Linked DNA regions of Homo sapiens: region 2 is linked to region 1. A link is a loop called in an ENCODE intact Hi-C map of the cell type or tissue named here. Cell type or tissue: heart left ventricle. All regions are shown on one strand. Each heading gives the region's core, and the rest is flanking DNA. Links, peaks and the distances in the headings are about the cores only.

Region 1 (9,400 bases), core at 436-8,435:
TCAGTTACCCTCACAGTTACCCCACACCTGTCTGGGATGGCCAGGTAGGCAGAGCAAGCAGAGACTCAGGGCGAGGGCACTAGGGCGTGTGGGCAGGGACAGAGGCCAACGGGGCAGGTGAGGGGAAATTTTCATCTACTTGCTGGATCTGCCCCTTTCCTGGGCTCTACTTTACTCTTTACCCTCTGCCTCTGGCTCCCTGCCTGGCTCCTCCTCACGTTCTTGCCTCCTCACTCCAGAAGTCCCAGGGGCTCAGCCCACCACCATTTGTCCCCAGGTTGTAGCTGCCCCTTCCATGTCCATCCCATGAGGACCTTCATCTGCATGAGCACACCTCTGGTCTCCTCTGAAATCAGAAGCCCTATCTCCCTGACAGACCCTTCCGCAGCTGGGCAAAGTCCACCTGCCACTGTTCCAGGCCAGAATGCCTGGGCATTATCCCCGTGCCTGCTCTCTCACACCCACTGCCCATCCACCAAAACTGCTGTTGGCACCCCTTTTACTGCCCCCACAGCCACCCTCCCCTCCTGCTGTGCTATAGCTTTTGTCTCCTTGTGCCTTAACCCCTCTGTCCATCTGCCCCACGGCAGTCACCTGAGCCCCCGATCACTGGTGTGCTCACATCTGCAGTAACAATCTCACCCAGAGCCAACATCTAAGTCCCCACAGGCCTGTCCTGACCTCTTTACTGCTCCTGGAACCCCAGGGCCCTGTGCCCCAATCACTCCCTCTGCAACCTGGGTGCCTGCTCCCACCCCCAGCCTGCCCCCCAGAGCCCAGGGCATCCAGAGCAATCTAATACACATGTAATACATATGAATTACATAATAATTTGTAATACATCATATTATGTGCAAATTATGTAACATGAATTCATCATAATACATATAAATTATGATGTCATGATATATTGTGATGTCATAACACATATGAATTGTTAAGTCATAATTATAGTGATGTCACAACACATACGAATTACGATGTCATAATATGGTGTGATGTCATAATATCTACTCATGATGACATCATAATATATTGTGATGTCTTAATACAAGCACATCATGGCATCATGATATATTGTGATGTCACAGTGGATGCATATTATAACATCGTAATATACAATGATGTCACAATACATAGTGTTTATGATGTCATAATATATTGTGATGTTATATGAATTATGTGATGTTACATGAATTATACTGTAATATATTGTGATGTCATATCATCTTTATATTTATCATATTTATCATAATATATTTTGATGTTATAAATACATATGAATTATGATGTCATAATTTGATGTCATAGTATTTATCATATTTATGATATAATAATATAAAATTTTCTCAGGTAATGAGAAGAACATTGAAAAGAGCATCACATCAGAATATCGAGGTGGGCCTGGAAGTTGGTGGGAGTGTGGCCTGGATGTGGAAGGCGGGACCTGTCTTTGGCTCACCTGCCTTCCCACAGCTCACCTGGAGCTGTGGCACCAGCATTAGAGCCCGGTCATGGAGTGTGGTGCCCTCAGACTGCTGTCACACCACCTCTGTGATGGAGAACAAGTTCAGCAGCCTTCAGTAGACATACAAGCTGGACAGCCAGGTGAGGGCTGTGACCCATGGGCAGGGGCAGCAAGGTGGGCAACCTCTAAGCTCCCATTTATTCTCTCAATGTGCTCTCCTGACCATCCCATTCTACCTGTAGGGCTTCTGGCCAACCAGACGCAGCAAGATGGAATTCCACTGCAAAGTGTACAGCAACTTAGTATGTGGAGATGAACAGCAGCAAGGTGTTTTTAATGGCATGCCCTATGCCACCATGCTCAGGGGAGATGCTGCTGCTTGCCAGAAGCATGGGGATGGCAGGCCTGAGGCTCCACTTCACTGAACTCTACCATCATTATAGAAGTTTTGGAGTAGCCTACGAAAGACAGAATCATGTCATTGGTCAGAAGACAAAATCCTGTACAGTGAGTAGTTCTCACTGTAGATATGTAGATTTATTACCCTAAAAACAATGCTAATTTGGCATTGGTTCATGTAGCACCTGCTATGAACAAATGCCTAAAATTAGAAGCAGTTTCTCCTAAAGTAAGATTACATGAGGCCAGGCGTGGTGGTTCACGCCTGTAATCCCAGCACTTCAGGAGGCCAAGGCGGGCGGATCACGAGGTCAGGAGATTGAGACCATCCTGGCTAACAGAGTGAAACCCCGTCTCTACTAAAAATACCAAAAATTAGCCGGGGGTGGTGGCTGGCACCTGTAGTCCCATCTACTCGGGAGGCTGAGGCAGGAGAATGGCGTGAACCTGGAAGGCTTGTTGACCAATGACGGTCAACAAGCATGTAAAAAATGTTCAACATTGCCAATGATCAGAGAAATGCTAATTAAAAATCACAATGAAATTTTGTACAATTTTTTACAATCACATTTTACACTTTCATAATGGCTAATTATTACAAAGCAGAAAAAGGATAGATATTGGCAAGCATACAGAGATTTTTCAGAAAACTAAATAGAATTTCCATTTGATCCAGCACTCCCACTATTGGGTATCTACTTAAAGGAAAATAATTCATTATGTAAAGAAGATACCCACACTCATATGTTTATTGAAGCACTATTGACAGTAGCAAAGATAGCATATCTTCAATTTAAATTTATCAATCAATTGAAATTTATCAATGACTGACTATACATTTATACCATGGAATACTACTCAGTCAGAAAGAATAAAATCATCTTTTGCAGCCACATGAATGGAACTGGAGGCCATTATTGTAAGTGAAATAACTCAGAAACAGAAAATCAAATACTGAAGTTTCCCACTTATAAGTGGTAGCTCAATAATACATACACTTGGATATAGAGACTGGAAGAATACACACTGGAGACTCAGAAAGATGGGAGGTTGGTAGAGGGTTTAGGAATGAGAAAATACCTAATTGGGACAATGAGTACCATTCAGATGATTGTTACACAAAAGCCCATACTTCATCACTGTACAACATGTTCCTGTAATGAAACTGCATTTGTACTAACATACTAATAAAGAGAAAAAGACCCTGACTTTCATCAAGAGGGCAGACTGCATAGACCACATAATTTTCATAAATATTTAGATTATGCAGAAAAATAATTTTAATAAAAATAAATACAAAATGATATTGTATTTTAAGAATGGTGTAAAAAGAAAATTTGTTGAATTAGAGTAGTTAGTACTTAGCAGATACAATATGTTAGGCAAGATTGTAAGCCATTAGACATTTGTAGACAGAATATTTAACAGTGTAAAATAAGTAACACAAAGATTCATTGGCAATGACAAATTGACATATTTTAATCATATTAGATGATATTAAAACCATTACAAAGTTTACTATTTTGTGTCATAATAAAGGATCATAACGTTAAATAACTTCTTTCAAAAGTTTGACTAATTAGGCATGTAGATAAATGGCAGCATGTTGACCAGTATATAGAGGATACACACCATTTTCAAAGACCGAACAAAAATTTAATTCATTTTTATTTATTTTTGGTAGGAGAAGCAGCTGTATTAGCTGGGGATATAGTGGGGTTCTCTCCCTGGGAGGTGGGGTCTTCCACTGGTCACCCGCGACAGTGGTCCAGGAGGCGCCATGCAGTGCTGGGCTCAGCTGGGGGCCGGGCCTTGGAGAAGACGAACTGTACAGGGAAGCAGTAGCTGTGGGGTCCTCACCTCCCACTCCCCCCAGCTGTACTGGGTCCCTGGTGCTCCTTAGGCTCCCGCCAAGCCGCCGTCTCTATAGGATACTTACTATCAGTGCCGGAACCTTCTCCTCAGAACCCAGTTTGACTCAGGCCAGGCATTTCCGCTTCCTCCCCTTGGGCTGGACTTTGCGCTCGGGTTTCTTCCAATCCTTCTTCCTGCCGCTTTTCTGCCCCAGCTTAAATTCCAGGCTCACGAATGTTCCAGCTGGGAAGGGCGTGTCCACCGTGCCTTCCATACTGTTCTCCCGGAAGGCCACTGCATGAGCGGGTGGCTACCTCCAGGGCTACTTGGAGACCATTGCGCTGGGCCCCCTGAGCTCGGCCCCGCCCACGCCCTCCGCTCCCACCCGCGGGGTCAGCGGGATCCGCAGCCATCGCTTGCTTATGCCACCACCCCGGCCCTGTGAAACGGGTGTGCGCCTCTCAGCTCTCCGAGCCCGCCGGGAGCCGCATTCTCCCCTGCTCTGCCCCTGGGGGTGCCTGCCATGCCCGCAAAACTCTGGGCAGAGGTGAAGGAACCGGGAAATGTCCCTTTCTCCCAATTGACCTTAGGATCCTCCTGGTCCTCTCCACTCCCTCCCACCCTGCCCGCACTGTTCACTGGGGCTTGCAGTTTTAGCAAATTTCCCTGCCCACTGCCCTGGCGGGGAAGCAGTCCTGTTGCTCACTCCCACCCTTCATCTCTTTTCTGGCGCGTTCTCTGTCCCCACTGGGTCTGACACGACCCCTCTCCTTGCTGCTGTTCCTGACCCCCTCTCTGCCTCCCCTGCTTAGCCTCTTCCTTGAGCGCTTCTCCCTCCCCGTCCTGAATCTCCTGGCTCCCTCGGGGCGCCGCCCATCCCAGAGGGCAGGCAAAACCCACACAATTATTTTTAGTGGAACATTTGAATTCCACTGAATTCATGACGGCAGAAACCCATCTGGTCAGATTTAAAGAATTATGAAATGATAATAGCAACTATCAATTTAAAATGTATCCAGGGTTAAGAATGCCCACCATTTTACCGACAACAACAACAACAACAACAACAACAAAACCCTGTTATAGATAACAAACTAATTCAGTAGAGTTGCAGGATACAATATTAACATGAAAATCAGTTGTATTTTGATACAGTAACAACAAAATATCTGAAAAAAGGAATAAAAATAATTCCATTTACAACATCAAATAGAAAGAAATATGTAATTTATTACATAGAATGAGTTTAACAAAGAATATTAAAGATCTGCATACTGAAAACTAAAATGTTGATGAAACAAATTGAAGAATACAAAATGAGAAATATATACTGTGTTCATGGATTCGAAAAATTAATATTGTTAAAATACCTGTACTACACAAACTCTTCTGCAGAGTTAAATAACTTCCTATCAAAATTTTAATGCCATTAAAATAAATGTAGAACAAACAATTGTAAAATTTATATGGAGCCACACAATACCCTAAATAGCCAAACACTGATAGGAACAAAAAGGCTGAAAGCCTCAAACTTCCTGATTTCAAACTATGTTACAGAGCTATAGTCATCAAAGTACTATGGTATCTACATAAAAACCAATGGAACAGAATAGAGGACCCAGAAATAAAGTCATACATATTCAGTCGAGTGATCTCACATAATTAGGAAAAGATAGACACATCAAGAAATGGTGTGGGAAAAACTAGATATGCATACACAAAAAGTGAACCTTTCTCTTATACCACCACAAAAATGAGTTTAAAATAAAGACTTAAACATAAGAACTGAAATCATGAATCCTCTATAAAAAAATAGGAAAAGTGCTCCTTAACACTAGTCGTGGCAATGATGTTTTGGATTCAACACAAAGAAGACAAGCAACAAAAGCAAAAATTAAAATGTGGAACTATATCAAAGGAAAAAGTTTCTGCACAATAAAGGAAACAATCAACAAAATATAAAGGCAATATATGGGATGGGAGAAAATATTTGTAAACCATATGTAGGATAATATGTTGCTATCCAAAATATATTTAATACTACTCAATATGAAGAAAAAAAAAACCTTCACAGGAGAACGAAACACAAGCCAATTCCCTGATTAATTGGGGAAAATATCTAAATAGCCATTTTTTCCAAAGACATACAAATGGCCAGCAGGTATATAAAAAGATTCTCAACATTACTAATTATAAGAGTAATTACAATGAAAATCATAGTAAGATATAACCTTATCATGGTTTTAGGATAGCTATTATCAAAAAGTTACAAGATAAAATGTGTTAGGGTGCAAAGAAAATAGGATACTTGTAGACAGTTGCTGAGCATGTCCATTGGTGCAGCCATTATAAAAAAACAGTATGGAGATTCCTTAACATTTTTAAACTTGATCTACCCTTAATCCCAATTCAGAATATATAGCCAAAGGACATAAAATCAGTATCGCCAAGGGTATCTGCACTCCTCTGATACAAACAAATGGATAAACTGTGAGAGAGAGATAATTTCAGCTTTAATAATGAAATTCTTTCACTTATGACAATATTGATGAATCTTGAAGACATTATGCTAAGTGAAATATGCCAAATACAGAAAGACAAATACTGCATGATCTCGCATGTGGAATCTAAAAAAAAAAAAAAAAAAGAAACAATAGAATGGTAGTTACCACAGGCTAGAAAGTGGGGAAAAGTGGGGAGATACCATTGAAAGCAGCATACCTTCAGTTATATAATGAAAAACTGCTGGGGACCTAATGTGCAGAATGGTGACTATATTTAATAACAACGTGTAGTTGAAATTTGTTACAAAATTAGATCTAAAGTGCTTTCATCACACACAAAGAAATGTATAAAGTATGTGAGGGGATAGATTAACCAGCTTCACTGAGATAATTTAAAGATGTATACACACCTCAAAGCACTCTATTATATATACCCTAAATATATACACTTTTCAATGTGTAAATCATAGCTCAATAAATGTGAAAAAAATTAAGAGTAATCAGCAGGTCATATCTAGCCACATGTAAACTTTATTGAAAACTCTCTTGGCCGCCATTTCTGGCTCAACCCAGGAACGGCCCAAGAGCTTCTGGCCCCTTGACTTCTGCAACACTCCTCCTGCTGTTCCTCCAGCTGGGGAAGATGTCATAGTTCCCAGGAGTTTTCTGGTTTCCAGGCCCTGCAGCTCGGGCAGGGCCATCAGCATTCCCCTTGCTCATTGCTCACAACCCTGTATGGCTCCAGGTAACGCGTGTCAGGGCCTCCTTGTGAGGGCCACAGCAGCCAGCCATGGCCAGGCTGGCTTTTGTCGCTGGCATTCCCGTGGCCTCTGGCTCCGCAGACGTCCTTTAGGGCCCCAGCACAGCCCCTACTCACATTACCAGTGAAGACAATGTAATGCAGAAGACACTGAGGAGGAAAATAAGACAAAACATTGGCCCCCATGTATTAGGGTAATTGCCATTAGATCACCTGTGTTGTATACGGGGTCACTGTTTATTATTACTGCTGTAAAACCGGCTACAATTGGAAGAGAAAATGATCTAGAGCATACTCTTTCTTTGAATCCCTGAAGTTGGTGTCTGTAAGTTTCAGGCAGAAATTTGACCATGACTAGCAAACTTATGTCCTTGTAGATCAGGACGGTCAAAATGGAACAATTGTTAGTGAAAAACGGATTGTTCAAGTGAAAGCTAAATGTGACCCTTACATACTTGAGCATACATAGACATGAAATGAAAATTGGAGAGACTGTGTTACCCTTTCGCATTCACCCTGGCAGTGATACCTGTGATGGCTGTGACCCACAGCAGGTCAGAGCTCACTTTCACCTTGATAAGAAAGGTGAATGTTTGTTGGTCCAACACTAAGAAGAAAAAGATTTGGAAATAAGAAAATAATTTTAAAAATGTGAGTAAAATATGGTTTACAGAATACAGACTATGAAGATGAATAGACACTAAAGCTTCCAAAATATAAAAATAGAGCTGGAAAATGTAGTGAGAAGATTGGAAGTGAAGGAACTTTCCAAAAAGATGATGCTTCTGCATCTATTCATTCTGAAATTACTGACAGCAACAAAGGTCAGAAGACGTTGAAGAAGATGGGTTGGAAAAAAGGAGATGGACTGAGGAAGATGATGGGGGAATGAAAACTCCAATTTAGTGTCAAGTTCACCAACACACATAGGCTCGGAGACAGGAAATCCATCCTCAATTGAAGATGTTCACCTTCTCCGAAACAAAACAAACAAACAACAACAACAACAAAAAACTGGGACAAAGCATGAGAAAGGTTTGCTGAAAAGTTCCCAGAAACTAAACCTTGAAAAGATGACCCAGGAACCATGCCTTGAGTAAAAGGGACTGTAGAGTGAAGTTTAATGATAGAAAAAATCTCAAGCTTTTTAAAAAATACAATTTGGAAACACTTATTTTATTTTATTTTTTGTGGAACATTTCTCCCCAAAAAAGTCTGTGGCACAAGGGAACTCTGTCACAGTTTACCTCTTCCTGATTTTGAAATGTGTAATAAAGTTTAGTTTGCAGCTTTTTAAAACCAGCTGTTAAACTAATAAATAATGACTGAATCAAGTTATACAGTAAGTGGACTAAAATTTACAGGGCACAGATAAGTTTATCAAACTTCATTATTTTATCTTGTCATTTACAACTTCAATATAAGCAAAAAGTCATATATGCAAAACACATATAACAACTAATAACTTAAATGTACATTTGTCTTTGTCTCCTTATAGTCACGGTAAGGCGTACAGCAAAAAAAAAGTAGTTTATAAAAATAAATCTGACTATATGCATCTTCGTTTATGCCCTTTAGAACCTAGATAAAAGAACTTCTTGTACTTGAAACAGCCTAAATAATATTATTGAAGAACTAATGAACAGGTGACATATTGTAGAAAATTAGTCTGTTATTGTTGTCTTCTGTGAAGAATCTGTTTATTTGTGCTATATATTCAGCATTTATATTTGGCTTGTTTCATAGCTAATGAGATATTTAGATATGAACAACTGAGTACAGTGTTGAAATAGTGTGCTGGCATTTGTAGTTTTCATAAATATTATTGCAGGCAGTGGAGTTGTGCCAGAGAAATCTGATTTCTAGTACAAAAGAAATACTTAGCCAAGGCCTTAAGTTTAGGATATTTATTGAAAATGTCCTCAATTGCAATAAAAACATTATAACATTAAAAAATCCTCTTTTGAACAATTCTAAATTAAACAAAAAATTCAAATGATGCCTTTTATGGAGGTAGGGAAGTGCTAATGAGGTAGAATGGTAATCGAAGCCAAAAGATCTTAATTCAGGTAAATAATTTTGCTCATATTAGTTTTATGTTAAATGAAACAATAATTGTAACCATATACTATTTACTGCAGTGCAGTATTTCAGAAATTCGTGCATAATACATAATTAATTTTCTAATGGTAAAAAAGGAATCACATTCTGTGAATTATTAAGGGAGGAGACAACCCCTCATATTGTCTTATGCCCAATTTCTGCCCCCAAAGAAAGAAGAAGTAAAAACTAAAAGGAAGAAATGAAATCCACAGGCAGACAGCTCGTTGCTGCACCCTGGGCCTGGTTAAAGATTGACCCCTGACCTAATCGGTTATGTTATCGATAGGTTTCAGACATTGTATGGAAAAGCAT
Region 2 (9,400 bases), core at 468-8,467, 60 kb after region 1:
CACGGGGGGCCTGTTCAGCCCTGAGGATCTCAGTCACTGAAGGAAGGTGGCTGGTGGAAGGGGCTAGGGAGCTTCCTACTGCCAATGCGGGAGTCCACTGCCCTGCCAACTGGAGAGAGCCTCCTTGGTGCAGGGCCCAGTTCCATCAGTCTGTGGGTCTGTCCAGGGGGACAGGCTGACCTCTGTGGCCATGCCCATCTACCAGAGCCTTATCTCCTCAGTCTGGAGAAGTGTAGGACAGTGGAGACTGGATAGGACTTGAATGGGAGGCCCCCTAAAAATAGTGTGTCATGAGTTTTGGCCTCTCCTCTCCGAGTAGAACAAGATGACCGCCTCTGTCCTGTCTCCTCGCAGTGCCCAGCACTGTAGCAGGGCTATTGGCCGTCACCTCCCCCTGCTCTGCCTCCCCAGCCTTGCACACTTCTCAGGCAAGGCAGAGATCAAGCCTCTAGAATCTTGGCACAGCCACGGGAGGAGTGAGCCAGAAGAGAACCAGGGCAGTGGAGGTGCGGGCTGCGCTCTCACTGGTGCCACAGACCTAGGCTGTGTTCCCAGGCTGCCGTACAAGGGGTACTCGGTGTGGGTCCCAGCGCCCCTCAGTGGCCTGAGTGATTGGCTGCAGCTGCAGCTTCTTCCAGTTACTGAGCAACAGGGGCCTGTATCATTTCCAAAGGATTTCAGACAATCCCCGGTGACTCCTGGCAGAATGTGGTTATTTTGGCGATCTCCAGAAGGGCACAGGGCCTTGCCCCCAAGTAGCACCTAGCAATATCCGCGTCCACCCAGGCACTAAGCATTTGTGTTAGGCCTCTTTCTGGAAGCTCACCTTCTTCTGCTCACCCTATGTCTTCCCCACCCAGGTACTTCTGGCCATCCTGCTTGTCAGCACATTGGGAAAACTGGGTGCTGGAGACTCGGAAACCACCGTGCAGACCTCGAGTCCTTCCCAGGCCCAGCCAACAGGGTGGTGAATTGAAGAGAAACATCATCTTCTGCCTCCTGAAGGACCAGAACAGAACCTAGAAGTCATGCACCAGTGAGGCTGCAGGTGCAGCCCACAACAAGGCCGTAACGTGGGGCGCTCCCTGATACTGCCCTTTTTTTCTGGAGGCTGGGGCTTACCCGGCCGAGGTCGCCCTTTAGGACAAGGAATCAGAGCTTTGCTGGCTGCCTTACCTTGCTGGGGCAGAGCCAGAGGGAATCGCTGCTGAAGCTGTCCTGTGGGCTGCTGTGCCTGCCCCTTTAGTGACCCCACGGAAACACCTCCGCAACAAGTAATCCACAGTGTCCTGCTTGCCAGCCTAGGCTTCCTCATCACCTGCTGTTTCCGAAGAGAACAATCTACACTGGAATGACCAAGCTCTAGAAACAGGAGGATGCAAAGAATCTGTGGAAAGTCTGTTTGTCATCTGGATTCTTAGAAGATACACATTTTCCCTTCTTGTTATATTCAGTAGTGCATGAAGCAGATATTACAGTAGATGTGCAATTCACACTAAAGTTGATAGAAGGGTAAAGTCGTATTCTAAGGTACTTTGTGGTCTCAAATTTGTTCCCAACCCCATGATGCCCTTAAAAGCTGGACAGTTATCATTGAGAGTGGAGGTAGAAAGAAACTAGCTAGTCAGATACAGCACAGTCCTCGGCAGAACGTCCCTTCTAAAGAAAAGCAGCCCAAGAAATCACTTCTCTTTAACAAAGAGCAACCTGGAAGATGGGGCTGCAATCATAGATAAGGAAGCTAGAAGCTTATATGAGAGGGTATGACTGCAGCTGCACCAAAAGAAGGGACCACCTCAGGCCAGACACATTCAACATGGGGGGCTCCACCCAACTTTTTTGCACATGCACAGTAGGAAAGAGATAAGCAACTTGGAGTAGCTCAGGCTAAGAACCCGCCTGCATAATAAAAGGTTGGAGTGTGGGCTGCCAGAGATTCGTGTTCTATGGAGATGACACACCTGGTCCTAACCATTTTTTCATGCCCTATGTGGATAAGACACTCCCTTCCACTAGCTCATGTATAAAAACCATTGCATTTCACTCCTGAAAGTCAAGAGTTTTTGAGGATCCCTCTCTGCAGTGGAGAGTTGTTCTCTTTCTTTCACCTATTAAACCTCTCCTCCAACATCACCCTTGGTGTGTCTGCATTCTTGATTTCCTCAATCATGAGACCAGGCATCACCCCATATGATAAGGCCACTTGATCATGACTTGTCTCTTTGCTCCTTGGGACATGGAACCTTCAATGAAAGTGTGTCCAAAAGGACATTTCATAAAGTGCTCTCACTTCCAATCTTCAAGCAATGTGGGAAACTATCCATGTGTAAAAAACTTTTGGCTGAAATGCACAATTTCTAATACAAAATGAGTCCCATAAATTATGTGTGTGTGTTATGGCCATTGGGATATCATCACATATTGCCACATTTAGTAAGAGGGACCCGTGAACTTCTGGCTAAGAAACTTAAGTTCTACATACTGTCATCTATGAAAGATAGTTCTTCCTGCATTTCTCCAAACCAATCTTGAAATGTGTATCTTGTATAAAATTTCTATATAATCCCAGTGAGTTTCACCCTTCTGGCCCCACCCTCACTGCACTGGTACCAATGGAATTGCATTTGCTCATGCTTCCCCCTTGAGGTCATAAACATTTAGCGACAGAATGGACCCAGAAGGCACTAAAGCAAGAGCTGAAGCCTTCTGAGTAGGTGAGTAGACATGGCCTGCAGCCTGGACATCTTCACAATAAATAGGTTGTAGGTCAAGTTAGAAAAAAAATGGAAATTATTCTTTTTCTTTGAACACCACAAAGAGAAATGCACAGGATCTAGACGTGTCTGTGAAGCTAGATTTGTCCTGGGAAAGTGACAAGGGCTGAGCAGGAGCCCTGGTGATAGAGGGTGGGTGAGATGCAGTCCTTACGGAGAGATCACTAGGGTCAGGGCTTGGCACACTGACGCTGGCAGGGGCCTTCTGAAGAGCAAGGGGGATGGCCCAGGACACAAGCCTGAAGTGACCTGTCTGAGCCAAACATCTGTTTAGGTCCACCTGAATCTCAGCAGCCTTGTCAAGGCAGGTGAGATCAGCCCTGGGTATCAGTGACAGTGGAGGCCGGCAGCTGGTGGGTGGGGAACACGCGTGAACTAAAGGGAGTGGATAAAGAAAGAGACTTCTGTGTGCGAATCTTTCTTGGTGGATCAATAGGGAGGTGAAGTCTTTGGCATACCCTCAAACCCAGCTTGTGAGATTGCAATCCCAGTGAAGTTGGGACAAGTTGGCACTGCTCGACCAGGCCACCCAATACACCATGTCCCTTTTCCACCACAGCTGGCCCTGGATGGGGGTGTGGACTCCCATAGAGTCTAGAGGATGGGACCCTAACCAGTAGTGGTGCTGGTGTGTGGCATGAAGGGAGCTAGGGGAGGCCCTCCAGGTGGGAGGAGGAGCCAGCCTCTCTTGTGGGACCCTGGGCAAGTCACTGCCATCTTTGGGCCACCGTTTCCTCATCTGGAGAATGCAGGAAGTCTGTTGTGCAGGCCTTTCAGGGTCATGATAAGGTGCAACGGAGGAAGGAAATTTGAGAGTTCTTGTGCCTACCTCTTCCTGAGAGGGATGATGGTGAGAACAGTGGTGATAGCCACATGCAACTGGGTCCTCAGGAGGCCCTACGAGGAAGGTGTTCCCACCACATTGAAATGCCTAACCTTGTTTTTACTCTAACTGGCTACTTTGAATTTTATCCTGTTTGGCTCTTTAATCACCTAGCCTTGCTTCTCATGTAAATAAGACTCTCTCTAGCTGGGAAAGCTGGTCGAACTCCAATTGACCCCTTAATTTACAAGACACTAAGGGCTCCTTACCCAACCCCCTTCCGCAAGGAGTTGACCTGTGTTAAGCAGATCCTCAGCATTTCAAAGGAGCCCAATTAACTGATAAGGTACTGGCACCAACAGTGTATGAAGTTCCCAGGATTTTTCTCAAAGGGACAACAACATAAAACCTTGAGTTCTTGTCCGGCATAGCACCTATATCTAATTATAATGAAGGATTTAGAGCCCTGCACCTGGTACTGTTGCTCTTTTTGTAACCATTTGTCTTTTAAATTGTTTATCTCTTTGTAACCGTTTGTTTTTTTGATACTTGCATGTTTTTACTTCTATAGAATTATTGCATTTGAGTTCCCCTCACCTTCCTAAACCTAGGTATAAAAGTTAATCAAGCTCCTTCCTTGGGGCGGAGAAAATTTTGAGCGTTAGCCATCTCTTTGGCCGCCGGCTTAATAAAGGACTCTTAATTCATCTCAGAGTGTGGCGCTTTCTCTAACTCGTTGGGTATAACAACACTTCTCAGGTGAGGAAACAGTCTCAGGGAGGCCCAGGTGCATGCCCGAGGTTACACACGCAGTGAATGTTGGATCTGGAAGTAAATCTAGAATCCAGGCCTACTGGAGGTGGTAGAAGCATTGCACCAGCTGACTAAGGCAGTTATCAATGATCTGAGGTTGGTGGGGCTGGGTTGTAACTTGGTGAGGGAAGCACAGTCTCACTGCCCCTGTTTCTGACTCTGCTAATTAGGGACATTTTTAGAGAGTCCAGATGGGGCTTCAGCAGCAGGTGAGTGGACCTGTGGACAGAATGGGCACCAGGGAGTCAAGGACAGGGCTTCTCCCTCCCAGCTGGAGTTCTCCACATCAAGAGAGCACAGTGTCTTCCTCCTCTGGCCCTACCCTCCTGTGGACACAGTGCTTGGAATGCCTTCATTAGAGAGACCAGAGAAAGAGCCTGGGAGAGCTGGGCTCAGAGTAGATTTGGGGAAGAGTGAGGCTGGGGAAGACTGACTTTGTGACTTATTGAAATCTCACCATAGAGATAACTAGAAGGTGCTTGGTGTCTTTGTAGGCCAGCTGTGGAAAGAGAAGGGAAAGATTTTGGGTAAGGAAGCTGAGGGTCCTTGGAGGCTCCAAGTAGGAGATTGGGTAGGGGGGTCAAGGAGACATGGGTTGGTGACAGTTCAAAGGACGGGCTTTGTGTGGGAAGCTGAGAATTGGTGCTCATCACTGCTACCACCTTGATGGCACAGGGTGCTGTGCCTTCTGTGGGCATAATTCTCACTGATTTGCTGATGTTGGAAATTGTCCTATAGGATTATATCGATGTGTGTGAGACTGGGGCAGGAAGGGTGGGGGCCAGGATCCTGAAACTTGTGGGGACAGAGTCTTGGACTGAGCCCTGAGATTGCAGCACTCAGCAAACCTCCTTTCCTTAGAACCTGTGATGTCCCTGTGATGGGGGTGTCTGGCCTATCTTTTCTATGAGTAACGGAGACTCCATCAAAGACTACTCCTTGAGTAGTGAAGCTGCAGAACTGAGTCTCAGCCTCTGCCTTTCATGGTATCCATTGGAGAAGACAGAAACTGGGCCCCTCCTAAGACAGGCAGTTCCTAAGTGGTTGAGTACCTTCTTTGTTTCCAAGGCCTCAGTTTCCCTGTCTGTCATGACAGAGAATCAGGGTAAACGGTCACTGAGCCTCAAGTCCCTTCTGTAGAGCCCAAAACCTGATGCATGTCCAAATCCTGGTTTGTGCACATGCCCTGACCCTGGCGGCCCTGGAGGTGGTGCAGCATAGAAAGTATAGGGGATGAAGGCTAGTTGTGGGCCAGGGTGCCTTTCTGATAGACCTTGGCTGTCTACCTTTTAGGAAAATATAATCAACACTAATAAAGGAGGAAGGTGAGCAGGTGGGGCCCTAGCCTTGAGGGAAGGTGTGGATGTGAAAGTCAGAGACCACCCTGGGGAGGACACTCACTGGCTCCATCTTCTGCATCTTAGATTTACTGGGAAGGTTTGATACACAGAGAAGGAGGATACCCATGCCAATGGAGAGTTTGATTAGAGGACTAGAATCAGTGATAAATTCCTAGAGAAGGGACTGTTTATATCTAACTCTGAGAACAGGTTGGTTCTACCTGGAATTGGAGGGGAGGGTGGGGCCCCTTAAAAGAAAAGTCCCAGAGACTGGCCCCTTCTCCCTCCCTCCCCAGCAAGCTCCCTTTATTATCTTCCACCCAGGACCTGTCAGAATCCTGCCCTTCCTTTGGTCTCCAGATCTAAGTCCCCCAAGAAATGCAGGTGCTTCAGTGAGAAGAGATCATTATCTTCTTCCAACTGAGGAGGAATTTGGGGTTTGGTTCTAGTCCATGGTGTGACACAGTCAGAATAAAAAGTGAGGGGCTAGCAGATTAGCCAAGGGTAGGAGAGGACTCTATTGTGTAGCCAGCTTCAGAGAGCCTGTGGCCATGGCTCCCTGGTCAACTTTAGGACCTGTTGCATGGGGAGCCCTGGGTAGGCAGTGGGAAGCCTGAGGTGTGGCTCCTGGTAGCCTCACAGCTGCCACTATTTCCTGAAGCTCCTACTTGTCCTGTCAGCTGAGCCCCCATCCCAGTAGGCCAGCAACATTCTCAAGACCAAGAACAGGCCATGGTGAATCTCAGGGCCACTGAGTGCCTGGGCTGGCAGAAGCAGAGTGCCTCAGGGCTTATTGACATTTGGGCTGAGCATGGGCTTTGGGAGTCAGACAGCTGCACTGGGCTCTGAGCTGCACCGTGACCAGCTCTGTGTCTGGGGCAGGGGCCTCACTTTTCTGGAACTTGAGACATCATAGTCATAAATTTAACACACCCTTCTAAATGCTTTTTCTTTTGTATCTATATTTCTCTATAATCCTCATGTACTACTGATCAGGTTATTTAAATTAATAAACATGTTTACAGTGTATATTATTCTTCCTCATGATTTCTTTACTATACTGTATGGTTCCACTCATACGAGGTACTTATGGTTGTTCCATTCTCAGAAACACAAAGTAGAAGAGTAGTTTCCAGGGTAAAAAGGAAGGTAAAGGGCGATTCTTGTTTAACAGAAACAGAGTTTCAGTTTTGCAAAATGAATAAAAATCCCTATGAATGTGGATGATGGTTGCAGAACAATGTGAGTGTGATTAATTCCTTTGACCTGCACATTAAAAATTGTTAAAATAGTTAATTTTATGTATATTTTACCAAAAAGTATGAAAGGACTTTTAAAAATGAGCAGAGTATAGATATCTGCAACAGCATAAATGGATATCAAAAATATAATCCTGCATTTAAAAATTGATGTAAAACTATCCATACCATATAATACCATTTGTATTAAATCCAAAAATCAAAACTGAGGTTCCGGCTTCCACTAATGGTGAAGTAGCTAGTTTAACTAACACTCTCACAAAGAAAAATGATGAATACTGAATAAAATAGTATGTATCATTATAAAACTTCTATATATAATACATACATGAGATATGTGTGTATAAGAAGTGAATGAGGATGTCCCTTGTGCCATCCATAGAAGAGATAAGCATTGAAATTAGAATCCAGCCCAATCAACACGCTCTTTAAAAATCAACACCCTTCAATGGGACACAACAGAATCCAGAGTCTCTATAACTCTTCTATACAGTCTGTAGTGCACAATTTTCAAATTCATGAGATGGGTGAAGACACATGAAAATGTAATACATACACAAGATAAAAAGCAGGCAGTAGACATTTCCAAAATGTCTGAGACATAATCAGCAGACAAAAATTTGAAGGCAGAGCCTGGGTGCGGTGGCTCATGCCTGTAACCCCAGCATTTTGGGAGGCTGAGGCAGGTGGATCATGAGGTCAGGAGATTGAGACCATCCTGGCTAACATGGTGAAACCCCGTCTCTACTAAAAATACAAAAAATTAGCCAGGCATGGTGGAATGCATCCGTAGTCCCAGCTACTCAGGAGGCTGAGGCAGAAGAATCACTTGAACCCGGGAGCAGATGTTGCGGTTAGCCAAGATCGCACCACTGCACTCCAGTCTGGGTGAAAGAATGAGACTCCGTCTAAAAAAAAAAATAATTTGAAGGCAGCTATTATAAGTATGCTCATGGTGACAAAGGAAAGTATTCTTACAAATGAACAAATGTGGAAACTCAGCAAAGAAATGAAAAATACCCAAATATAAAAATAAGAAATAAAAATAATAATTTGAGCTTATGTATAGATCAGAAACAGAAGACACAGCAATAGAAATTATCCAATCTGAAGATACAATTTGAAAAGTTTTAAAAAGTTTAAGGAAAATGAACAGAGCCTTACAGACCTGTGGGATGACTGAGTTTGAGAAAAGGGGAGAGATAGAAAAACTTAAATGGGGTACAAAAGTAAATCTACAAAATTTAAAGAAAATAAACTGAGCCATAGAGACCTGTGAAATGACTGAGTCTGAGAAGGAGAAGAGTGAGAGAGAAGAATTAAATGGGGTATAAAAGTAAATCAACAACTAATATGAAAACTCTCAAAAATTGTTCAAAAAATAAATGTGTATTTATTACACATAATACTAATTACAAAGGTCCACAAACCCCTCTGGATAGGGCTTTTGGGAGGGCCTCATAGCAAATGGTCTTTTTCCTTTTGATTACTCATCAGTGCCTGAACCATAAGGCACAAGCAATATGCACCTCATCAGGAGAGCTCATGACAGCAGCAAAGGAAGCAGAAGCTCAGAAAAGAGAAGGCCACTGTTCTTGCTTGCATGACAGTAGCACTTGTTAGAGCAACTGAGTGACATGCATAATTCTTTCTAAAGTGAAAGTCTCTTTTGTTTCTGCAGTTTTACAAAAGACTATCCCTGGGCCTGTCCTGAGAGTGTGCAATAATAAACAATGTTCAGATGACTACCCAGGCATTTAGTAATGATAACCAGATCAGATGAAGTGATCACAGGGATATAGCCGGACTCTTGGAAATCAGGACTGAAGTGCTGACGGATTAAGGTGCTGTGTTTTCACTGCCTTGACAGGCAGCAAACTGCCTGCCAAACACAGGCTAAACCTGACTACACATCAGGTTGGAAAAGAGTCAATTGACCATTTATGTCTAGGTGATGAGTGTGCTTTAGTGTGGGCAGGGAAGGCAACTCTTGATAAAGGCCCCAAACTGCTTTTTAGACCAAAGCAAAAGCCTACCAGCAGTTGGTGCTTCTGACTGAGGTGGGTTTTAATGTATTATGAAACCAGTAGGCCAAAAGCAGTTACAGTTGAGCAGCTGTCCTCAGTTATGGGTGGTTAATCCAGTTTGTGTTGTGAATTGTTTGAGGGAAAAATTACCACCCTAGGGCTACTGGAGCAGTTAAAATCATGGCACCACTCACTGGACTAATGAGATTGACAGCAGTTATTCATTACATATAATCATGGAAAGAGGGAATTATGTAAGGTAAATAGACCCACACAGGGATTGCTCTTGGGAGCAGAGAGAACAAACAGGAGTTGTCCGGGGAAGGCTCTGTAGTATCAAGGGATGAGATGCTCCTGGTTCCCA

The links. Peaks named below come from ENCODE experiments on the same cell type or tissue, not always from the same donor. Only the 100,000 strongest peaks of a DNase experiment are listed, where the experiment ranks them.
Region 2: a loop joins it to region 1, with 4 times the contacts of the local background. A loop is called at or near these places in 5 of 110 quality-filtered maps.

The regions. Positions count from the first base shown.
Region 1 is chr16:35,251,528-35,260,927 of GRCh38, forward strand. LOC124903769 (a long non-coding RNA gene) reads left to right here and starts at 1,354. Exons shown (of 2, transcript XR_007065192.1): 1 at 1,354-1,608; 2 at 1,711-2,760. It also overlaps the pseudogene RARRES2P6 and the pseudogene AGGF1P8. In heart left ventricle, for the core only: no CTCF peak of the experiment used is centred there; no DNase peak of the experiment used is centred there.
Region 2 is chr16:35,311,091-35,320,490 of GRCh38, forward strand. LOC124903768 (a long non-coding RNA gene) reads left to right here. Exons shown (of 2, transcript XR_007065191.1): 2 at 861-2,133. It overlaps LOC105371199 (a long non-coding RNA gene), which reads right to left. Exons shown (of 3, transcript XR_942154.1): 3 at 7,941-9,400. Among named protein-coding and RNA genes, the nearest start is that of LINC01566, 48 kb to the right of the region's middle. In heart left ventricle, for the core only: no CTCF peak of the experiment used is centred there; no DNase peak of the experiment used is centred there.